2 separate regions of the Homo sapiens genome follow, and region 2 is linked to region 1. A link is a loop called in an ENCODE intact Hi-C map of the cell type or tissue named here. Cell type or tissue: B cell. All regions are shown on one strand. Links, peaks and the distances in the headings refer to the core of each region. The heading gives the core; the rest is flanking DNA. Region 1 has its middle 5.0 kb from the start of PLPP3. Region 2 overlaps PRKAA2 (protein kinase AMP-activated catalytic subunit alpha 2).

What was found. Hi-C counts contacts between places; a loop is a spot of excess contacts. Peaks named below come from ENCODE experiments on the same cell type or tissue, not always from the same donor. Only the 100,000 strongest peaks of a DNase experiment are listed, where the experiment ranks them.
Region 2: it touches region 1 in a loop (17-fold over the local background); 24 of 110 quality-filtered maps call a loop at or near these places.

What each region holds. Positions count from the first base shown.
Region 1 is chr1:56,581,894-56,587,287 of GRCh38, reverse strand. It overlaps the pseudogene RPL23AP85. Among named protein-coding and RNA genes, the nearest start is that of PLPP3, 5.0 kb to the right of the region's middle. In B cell, for the core only: CTCF peaks have their summits at 1,954 and 2,164 (motif pointing right); a DNase peak (open chromatin) is centred at 2,187.
Region 2 is chr1:56,707,142-56,712,535 of GRCh38, reverse strand. It overlaps PRKAA2 (protein kinase AMP-activated catalytic subunit alpha 2), which reads right to left. Exons shown (of 9, transcript NM_006252.4): 9 at 1-5,061. The coding sequence ends at 4,823. Among named protein-coding and RNA genes, the nearest start is that of PRKAA2, 65 kb to the right of the region's middle. In B cell, for the core only: CTCF peaks have their summits at 2,844 and 3,049 (motif pointing right); a DNase peak (open chromatin) is centred at 3,065.

The sequences.
Region 1 (5,394 bases), core at 187-5,186:
TAGAGACAGGGTTTCACCATGTTGGCCATGCTGGTCTCAAACTCCTGACGTCATGATTCGCCCACCCGCTTTGGCCTCCCAAAGTGCTGGGATTACAGGTGTGAGCCACCACACCTGGCCCTGTTCACATGTTTTTCTAAAAATTAGTCATTTGAAGAAAGAAGCCATAAGCATTAATTTGATTATCTCCAGCACCTAGCATAAATCCTAGCATAGAAAAGGTGATCATGAAATTTGATGAATGATTAAATGAGCAAGTAAATACACATATATATTGAATAAATATACACATATGTATACAGTGAGTGTATATATATACATATATTTGAATTCGGTGAATAAATGCATAAATGTTTATATATATATGTGCACATCATGCACACAAACAACCTTCTGCTCTTTTCTCCCAGATGCACACAATTAAAGTACCACTTCAGAAACCACTAATCTTTCTCCTGTGTGCCTTAGACTAGGCTTCCCCAACCCCCAGGCCACAGATCAGTAGTGGTGCGTGGCCTGTTAGGAACTGGGCTGCATAGCAGGAGGTGAGCCACCAGCCAGCGAACAAAGCTTCATCTGTATTTACAGCTGCTCCCCATAGCTCGCATTACTGCCTGAGCTCTGCCTCCTGTCAGATCATCGATGGCATCAGATCCTCATAAGAGCACAAACCCTACTGTGAACTGCGCTTGCAAGGAGGAGAATCTAATGCCTGATGATCTGTCACTGTCTCCCATCACTCCCAAATGGGACCATCTAGTCACAGGAAAACAAACTCAGGGGTCCCACTGATTCTACATTATGGTGAGCTGTATAATTATTTCATTATATATTACAATGTAATAATAATAGAAATAAAGTGCACAATAAATGTAATGTGCTTGAATTATCCTGAAACCATCCCCCCACTCCCCTCCCCGGTCCACGGAAAAATTACCTTCCAAAAAACCAGTCCCTGATGCCAAAAAGGTTGGGGGCTGCTGCCTTACACAGACAAAGTTTATTCATTACAGATTAATTATTAACATCTTAGCCTTTTCACAAGATGGCGCTGAAGATGAAGAAGGAAGCTCCTGCCCCCACCGAAGCTGATGCCAAAACAAAGGCTTTGGCCACAAAAAAAAAAAGATCCATATGGCACCCTCTTTCTGGTGGCCCAAGGCACTGTGGTTGTGGAAGCAGCCCAAATATCCTTGGATGAGCACCCCCAGGAGAAACAAGCTTACTCACTCTGCCTCATCAGTTCCACTGACCACTGAGTCTGCTATGAAGAAGATAGAAAACAACATGACAATCGAGATGGATTGATGGATAACAGAATGATAGATATGTGATAAAACAAGTAGAATAAAGTATTAATGGTGGATTCTAGGGAGTGGGCATATAAATGCTCATGGTAAATTATTTTCAACTTTTCTGTATATTTGAAAGTCTTCATGATAAACTATAAAGGAAGTAATGTGCAAAAACGAAAAAGGAAACAATTATACACTTGGGTTCATTGTGGATATCAAGGCCAACAAACAAGCACCAGATCAAACAGGCTATGAAGGAGCTCTATGACCCTGATGTGGCCAAGGTCAACACCCTGATCAGGCCTGGTGGAGAGAACACATATGTTCAATTGCCTCCTGATTTACGTTTCGGATGTGGCCAACAAAACTGGGATCATCTAAGCTGAGTCCAGCTGGCTAATTCTAAATATTCACCAGAAAAATAATCATTTAAAAGTAATAGTAATAAAGACTTGATGGCTCCTATCTCAGACTGCCTGGGTTCAAATCCAGGCTCTATCACCTGGCAGTTAAAGTTACTTAACTTTCCTGTGCCCCAGTAGCCTCATCTGTAAAATGAAAAAACCTTCCTTACAGGGATGCTTGGAATATTAAAGGAGTTAACACGTATCGAATAATTAAAGCCTAAAGGTTCAATGAGGACAGGAATTTTTGTTTTATTCATTGCCATATCCCTAGCTTATAGAAGAGTGTTTGGTACATAGCAGATGCTCAATAAATTTCTATTGAATGAATAACCAATATTAGGATAGTCAAAATCGAATCGCTGTTGGCTATTATTTTATGTTTGCTATAAAAGTTCTTAATTCCCATTTCAATCATTCCCCATCCCCCAATTACTGCCATTTTCACTTTGGGAGCCATGGCACTTTCCTATAATGACACAAGATGGCAGCATCACTCTCCTTTTAAGTTATCAGCCAAGCTCTAGTTGACCAGTTTTGGAAATTCTCTGAAGCATCTTTATTTGCAAGTTCCTCCATCCGTTCTAATTTTTTTTTTAATGAACAACATTAACTGTTTGAATTACCATAAGATTAGCTCTTAACTGCTCTAATTTCTAGCTAAGAAAAGATTACTACTTGTAAAAGGGTAAAAATGTTGACATGAATCCAAGACTGCTTTCCAGTACCACTACGATTTTGTGTTCTTAAAGCTCCCTTTTTGTAACAAAAAAACTGCTTGACAAATTATGAAGCCAAATGTGTTTCAGAGACACAAGGTGCAACAATGTTGTTCCCTTCCAAGCCTGTAAGAAATTACAAACAAAATACAACTTCCCCTCTGTCTCTTTACTAAAGACATGAAGCTAATTCTTCAGTCCCTCTAAGTTACTCTGTGAATTCACTGTTGAACAGCAGAAATTTCTGAGCACCTTTGAGTGTGAGACCTTGTGGGGTAAAGAAAAAAACCTTAGTTTAGAAATTAAGAGACCTGGATTCCAGTGGCTCTTCAGGAATCTCCTCACCACCAACTTTAATCAAATCTCCTATCTTTCCAAGATTCAATTTCCTTATTCTAAAACAAGGATAATAATCTCTGCCTTACCTATTCGGAAACAAGATCAGTGAATGTAAATAGCATTATAAACTGTAAGGGGTATAACTGTATTATAAATATTATAAACTGTAAAGCATTATACACTTCACCCTGCATGAGCTAATGTTAGAATCATTTTCATTTTACCTATGGGGAAAACCAGTTCTATCCAGTTAAGTGAGCTTGCCTCAGTTTTCTCATCTGTAAAATGGGACTAATGATAGCAACTCCACCTACTTCAGTGAGTTGTAAAGATAAAAATAAGATAATAGATGTGAAAGTGCTTTTAAAATGAAAGTACTTTCACTTGTACTCTCACAAGATTATTAGCTTAAGCAAATGGCTTTTCTTAGATTTCACAAACAATCCTGAAGAAAACAACATATAAGTAAATCGTTCAAGAAAATAAGTATTTTGAATTAATACTTTCTGAAACCTCAAGAAATTGCATATTTTAAAAAGACAGGAGTTGAGAGGCTGAAGATGTTATTTTATTCAGGGAAGGATGACTACAATTAAATGGTTATATTCAAGGTGGTACTTGATAAATGCTTTTTAAATAGCTGTATTTAAATGAGGTATTTTGTAGAAATAAAGTGTTCATTGAAAATATTAACATTCAACTTGCCAGACGCAGTGGTTCACGCCTATAATCCCAGCACTTTGGGAGGCCAAGGTGGGCGGACCATTTGAGGACAGGAGTTCAAGACTAGCCTGGCCAACATGGTGAAACCCCGTCTGTACTAAAAATACAAAAATTAGCCAGGCTTGGTGGCCATGCCTGTAATCCCAGCTGTGGCACGAGAATCGCTTGAACTCAGGAGGGCTGCAGTGAGCTGAGATCGCGCCACTGCACTCCAGCCCGGGTGGCAGAGCAAGACTCTATCTCAAAGAAAAAACAAAATTAACATTCAACTAATATTTATTGATTGCCTATTGTGTACCAAGCATTTTCAAATGTATTATTTCATTTTATACTTTTAAACCCTCCTCACAACTACAGAAAATGTCAGCCCCATTTAAAAGTTGAGGAAACTGAGGTTCAGGGAGGTTATTCAGCTTGCCTCAGGTCAAACAGCAGAAACCCTTCTGCTAATCCCCTGCCCCTTCCTGCCTTTTCTCAGGAGTATTACGGTAGATGTTTCCATTCAGTCCTCTGGAAGCACTCGTGATATCAAATCCAACACTTATAGCAGCAAGCTAGCAATTTTTGTTTAGTAAAAACCAGAGGTGGAATATGAATATAACAGTTTGGAAGAATCTGGATAAACAGACTCTTCTTAGTCAAAATGTCTATGTCTTCTTAAGTTAACTTCAATGGCTTAAGAAACTTAGGCTCTTACTTTTTGACCATACAATTTTATATAAAAGGGACTCAGCTACTTTCCTCTTCAATATTTCTAGAGCCAATTCATACCTTTTCAAAACTAAAAATAATTAATTATTAAATATTGGGAGTCAAAAAGAGAGAGAAAGAAAATTATGAGGTAACGAGAGATCTTAGAAATGAAGGCCATTTAAATGTTGGGAGGTATCAGTTATGTAAGAATGATGTGCTGTTGTTGTCACACACAATAAGTCAATCTTAAAAAGGCATTTATCCCTGCTGATATTATAGTTTTTATACAGACCAATTTAATGAACTGGATGTCATTTTGATGTGTGAATTTTGGTAAGTTTGTTTGCCAGAAATTCTAATTACTTAATTACCTTGAAATGACACCATTCTAAATTATCAAGTCTGTTTTATTGCAATTTATTTGCTGGTAAGATTATTCAACTTTAGGGTTTAAGGCAAAGAGGCCTTCAAGTTTATATGTCTGGTTAGCTGCTTTATTTCCCATTATCTAAAGAAATATGTTGACACTATATTTTATTACTTGTTCAAATCAGTTTTATAATAACAAGTATTTGTAGCGGTCCTTTGAAGAGTTACCCAAATATAATACCTGTTTGCATAGAACTACATACATCAATTAACACTATGATCTTTTAGTTATGGAAAAATAGCCCACAGAGCCTTATAAATGGAAATATAAAAGTCTTATTTAAACATCCATTTATTATCCCTTTTATCTGCTTTTGGAATAACAGGCTTTTTGAGACAGAGTCTCCCTCTGTTGCTCAGACTGGAGTGCAGTGGCATGATCTGGGCTCACTGCAACATCCACCTGCCCAGTTCAAGCAATTCTCGTGTCTCAGCCTCAGGGAGTAGCTGGGACTATGGGTCTGTACCACCACACCAGTATTTTTAGTAGAGATGGGGTTTCACCATGTTGGCCAGGCTGATCTTGGAGTCCTGGCCTCAAGCCATCTGCCTGTCTTGGCCTCCCAAAGAGCTACGATTATAGGCGTGAGCCACTGCGCCCAGCCAGTCTGACTTTTAAAAATATGTGTATTCTTAAATTAATAAAAGTCATTTCACAGATAAGGAAAAGCAGACAGGAAACATACAGGGAGGTACCTATAAAATTCATGTAGTTACTATTTCTTTCTTTGACTTAGGATTTCACCATTATTGATTGTGGTATTAAGGTCAAGGCTCTCGCCTCATGGAGCT
Region 2 (5,394 bases), core at 98-5,097, 130 kb before region 1:
GAATCACATAAAATTATAAGAAGAATCATGTTTTAAAGTTTCTTCAGCATTTTTAAGCACCCTCAATAACTCAGAAATACTTATAAAAACCAATATGCTAATCATAAATACTTCAGATAATTACATCTCGTTAGTACAATCAACTGCTTAAAATAAACTAAGAACTATTTATTTAAGACTACTTTATGTCACTCTAAGACTTGAAAGCAATACATCTGTGTTTATTTTTACTACTCAACCACTCTGATGTTTTATTAATTCAGACTGTTCTTCCCCAGAGGAAAGGTGGTTTCCTATAAAGAGCAATTGATCACTGCTGGATACTTGTATGGTGTTAAAGCTTTATGAAGAGCTTTCTGGTCCTGCTTCCTCATCTGGAAATGGCAAAAATGCTTTCTCTGGTTACCTCTCAAAGTTATCGTAATAGTAAGTAAACAATATGAAGGGTCTCTAGATCGAAAAATCACTATAAAAAATATATGGAACACTTTCATCACTCCAAATTTGTAATGCTTTGCTTCATGCCAAATGGATGTGATGTTTCACCGTGTTTGGTTTTCTGGATGATTTTTGCCATTTGCATTCCTCCAGCAGCTGTATTTAGAAAAATATTCAAGTATATACCTCTGACATGCCTCACCAAATCAAAACAGAAACATTCACACTCATATAAAAACTCTAAATATATAAAAAGTGAACACTAACACAAATCATATGGAAAAGCAGAAAAGAACTTTAAAGCTCAAAGGTACCTTAGAAGTGTTAAAATCTACCTTTCTCATTTTAGGAGTTATAAAAATGAGGCCAAACATAGGATGTGACTTACCAACAGATTGCACATATCCCTCGTCCAGAGTTTTTAATAGAGTCTTTGAGAACTACTATTAAAATAAATTACATTCCCTATTTAAAAAGCCACAGGGTGACACAGGAGAACCAAGTAAATAAATGCAAGATTGAAAAGGTTTGGGTCTTAAAAACAAATAAACAAAAACAGACAAAATTGTGAACATGTCTAGCATTTAGACACTCAGCTTTTACAACCATTAATAGGATGTAAATTAGTACCCGGTGAATAGACAAAGTGGTGTCTGTGGCAGGCATGTTCCAGGTTTTTACATTTTATAAATCCAAAGTGAGGTGCCTACATTAACTCAGTACACTGCACATTATTCAATGCTACAGATAAATCCAAACAGATCAAAAATCTACAATAGTTGCTTATGATTTTTTCTAAACTATGTCTCATTTAACAGTAAAAATCAATTTGTATTCCCTGAGTACAAACTGTCTAGGGAATAAGAAAAAGCAAACTCAGAATTATAAAACTGTCCTGAAAAACCCATTTGCAGAAAATGGAGAATTGTTCATGCTACATATAGCCAATACCCTGACATAGAAATATAATTATTTCTGATTAATTTAGCCTTCTGGATTCTCTTTATAGATAGCTAGTATAAAGGAATGTAAACACTAGAGATTACAAAAGTGTCTCTTAACAGGTTAATCAAAACAAAAACCCAACTTGTAAATGGTTTGCCTACTTCCCTCCCTGCATATTCTATTTGAGAAGGTAGCTGTTCCTACACTGAAACATAAGGAATTAGATCTTCATATGGTATCCCAAAGAAAAGTATTTAGAAAATGTTCACTGACTACACATTTTAAAAGTAAGAATCAGTGACACTGATTCATTACCCACTGAGCCATAAGCATGAGTCATTAGTCTCTTAGACTTTTTTTTAACAAGTAATCTTGTTTCAGGTTTTTCAGTCACCCATGCATAAGAATAATGTTGCACTCAAATAATAATACAAGATGATTAAGAAAACCAAGGTGTCATGAAACAAGTTGCAGACACAGAAAATTCTATTTAATCCAGCATTCACTCACGATGAACATGTCTGCAAGTTAAAACAAAGTAATTCTAATTTTCAATCAGATTCTCCCAACAACCAGTAAGAGAAATGGAAGTGTTAATTATTAACTACCCTAATTATGGCATTCTGGGACAGTATTTTCCTAAAAAATGTATTTCCCAAATTTGCTTTTCATGGGCTATTAAGTTTTTTAAAATGAAAAATTAATTTGGGCAAAGTTCAACAAAGTTATGTGGCTTTCTTTTTTTCACAGAAAGACCTGTCAAAGTCTTTAATGCTGACATCCACTGTCATCTTCGAGGGGAAGAGTAGCATGCAACATTTTTCAAACTTAGTCCATGCAATCATTTTTTCTGTGGAGCATCTCACAGGATATACTTTGGGAAATGCAGTTCTAGAACTACATGGAGTCCATTTCCATGATATAACTAAGGCCTTATCTATAACCTCATAATAGAAGCTCTTCTCCCGTGTCTTCACTGGAGGAAATTATTCTTAGCCCACATCTACCTATCACATTCAGAGTTTACAACACTGAAATGTGGAAATTTGGGGCTAACAACTGATTCTTTCCCTCTATCTGCCCATGAGCAACAAAAAGCCTGCTGTAACAATGTTCCAGCTCTAATTGTGCTGGACTGCATCTCCTGAAATCTTCTAAAAACCAACCACCTAGATTCACAAAATAGCTGTTTTAAAAACATACACATAAAAGAACCCAAACTGTGACCATTAGTTCTCCTAAAATTCAGTAGGTAAATATCAAGCTACAGCTGTTCATAAATACTGGCAAGAATTAGAAAACAGTAAATAATTAACTCTCAAAAAACATGGCAATAATCCATATAAGGTAATTTTGATATGAACAATTTTTTAATATCTGACCTATTAGACTAATGGAGCTAAAACATCACTGGATTCCTTCTGTTTCTCTGCCTTCAAAATTTTTGTGGATTTTGTCATTGGGGTTAAGTAATCTGATTAGTTCCTTATTTCTAAGGTAATTCCATTCATAATCAGGCAAATATTATGAGGTGGCCCTGTTTTTTCCCAAAAGAGGTATGGACCCATTTAGAGAACCCAAAACTATGCCATATCTATAATGGACCAGGCTAACACAGCAGGACTGCTTATCACTATACAAATAATCATGTAAAAATTACCTTTTGGTGCCACAAGATGGCAGTCTTTCAATAATTAAACCTTAAACTATCTCAAATTGCAACCCGCCCTCCTTCCCAAATTGGTGAACTATTCATTTATCTTGATATTAAGAAGTTGGACTTATAAGTTATTTAACATCAGTTTTTAAAAGATCTGCAAAGCCATATGATGTGACACAACGCAAACTCCTGATTCAAAGAATATTTAAAGATAGACACACTTGTTTTCCACTAACACAGGAGAAACTTAGTCTAACATTCTCATTTGCTTCTTGGCAGAACATACATTACTTTTGGCAAAGAGAAGCCTGTCAAGGTAATGTCATTTTTTTGTTTTCAAGAGCTTAATTTTTTTAGGGTAATCCAGGTAAATAAGTGTTAATTACAACATAAAAATAACAAATGAATAAATACAAATTAGATAAATTACACAGAATTTAAAATTAAATACTTTTACTAAAACAAAATATAATCAATAAACTATTATCTACCCTGCTATAGTTTGTGTTTTTTTAATCTTAAAGAAAACCTGCACAAAGCAAAACAAACAAACAAAAAAACTGGTTTTTGCTTAAAAGCACTGGTGTGTGAATATATATATTTATTTATTTAAGATAAAAATTTTTTCTTGATGTTCAAAGCTTCCCTGCCCTATCAGGTTCAACAGTAAAGGTCATAGCCAGCCCTTAGGGCCAGAACAGTGTTTTCAAACTTGGACTAGAAAAGATTCAAAGCTATATCAATCAACCACTCAGGATCAAACAATGAACAAAGACAATAGTGACTAGGTGAGGTGAGGTGAAGGGAGTGGCTTCCAATGAAGAATTAGCATTATGAGCTGCACCAGGACCCTAACACCTAACACAGAAAATAAAGATCAAAGATAAGGATTCTCATTTAAGGGACTGTTGATACTTTGCTTTGTTTCATTTAACTATTTTATCACTGTTGGTGAAATGCAAAAATAAATAGAGGCAAAAAGAATTTGAGAAAGGTAGATTTTGAAGACATTTTTTAAATGACGTAAGTTTATGTAAAAGACAAAAGTTGTTGCAATTCCAGATGTTCCAATATTAATTTGAAACTTGAAGGCTCTTAAGATAAATATATTATTCAGGGAAATCTCAAGATAAAAATCCTGAGTTAGTTACAGCTGTTTTTAAGAAACCTGAAAATTGTGGTTACCTGTTACATGACCACAGTCCTTCTGTTGAATACACTAGGCAGTATTTGTACAAATACTGTTAGAAAAACTTGGCTTCTGAAATCTTGGAGGCAGGTTTTTAAGATTTCAACATTTAAATAATATCTTACTCGTGGTTCTTTTACTTTTTAATCTTCTTTTGTTAAAATAAATTGGGGGCATAAACACAGCATAAAGCCTACTGAAATTTAGGAAGTAAACTAGATTTACCTACACCAAACAGCAAAGCAAGGAGGTGTTGCCAAACCACCCTTACATTGAGATGGTTCGCCAGTGTGGTGTGTTAATCGTCTGTAGTGAACTCATTATTGTAATTAAAAATCTTCATTGATATTAACCTATTAAAGATATTGCCTATGTGAATTTATCATAGGCACAATAGAATTACAGATTTCTACAAGTAAATAAGATGTCAGATATTTTGTTTTCAGTAATTTCAATAGCATTGTGTGCCCCTGGAAATAATTCATGTTTCTCAATTAGTATTGCAGTGGATATTATCCAAAAGTAAGATAAAAATTTAAAGAATATAACTGATTTTCATAGTGCAATAACAGAAAGAAACTAGAGACAGATCAACGGGCTAAAGTAGTAATCAGACTGGCACACATTTCAAAAAAATCCATGGTGTGACTGCCCAGGCGAGGTGAAACTGAAGACAATGTGCTTCCGGTCAAAGAGCCAGTGAGAGAGCCAGAAAGTGAATGGCTCTCTGCAGTTGTGGAATCAAAACTTGATCTTGGTCTGTGTAAGCCAGCAGCAGAACAGGAACGCTGAGGTGTTGAGGAACCAGATCTCTGCTCCACTACTTCATCTGAAATGGACCAAAGAAGAGCAATTTATATGGAAAGTATATATGCCCAAGCCCTTCCTATGAATTTATGATATTCAGAATATTAAGTAAACACATCTGAGCAAGGGCAACTTAATAATGAATGTCATGTTTCTGTGTTGTAGAAACACAGTCTTCTTCCTTCCAACAATCATAACAAACATCGCTACCAATCACAAGACTTGCACACAGTCAAAATGTGGCCCCTAAGTCCTGCTCAAATTGGAGTAATCGGCATTGATATTGGAATCAAACTGATATCTCTGCATGTGAAGAAAGCATATCCTTGACAACTTATTTTCTTCTAGCATATCA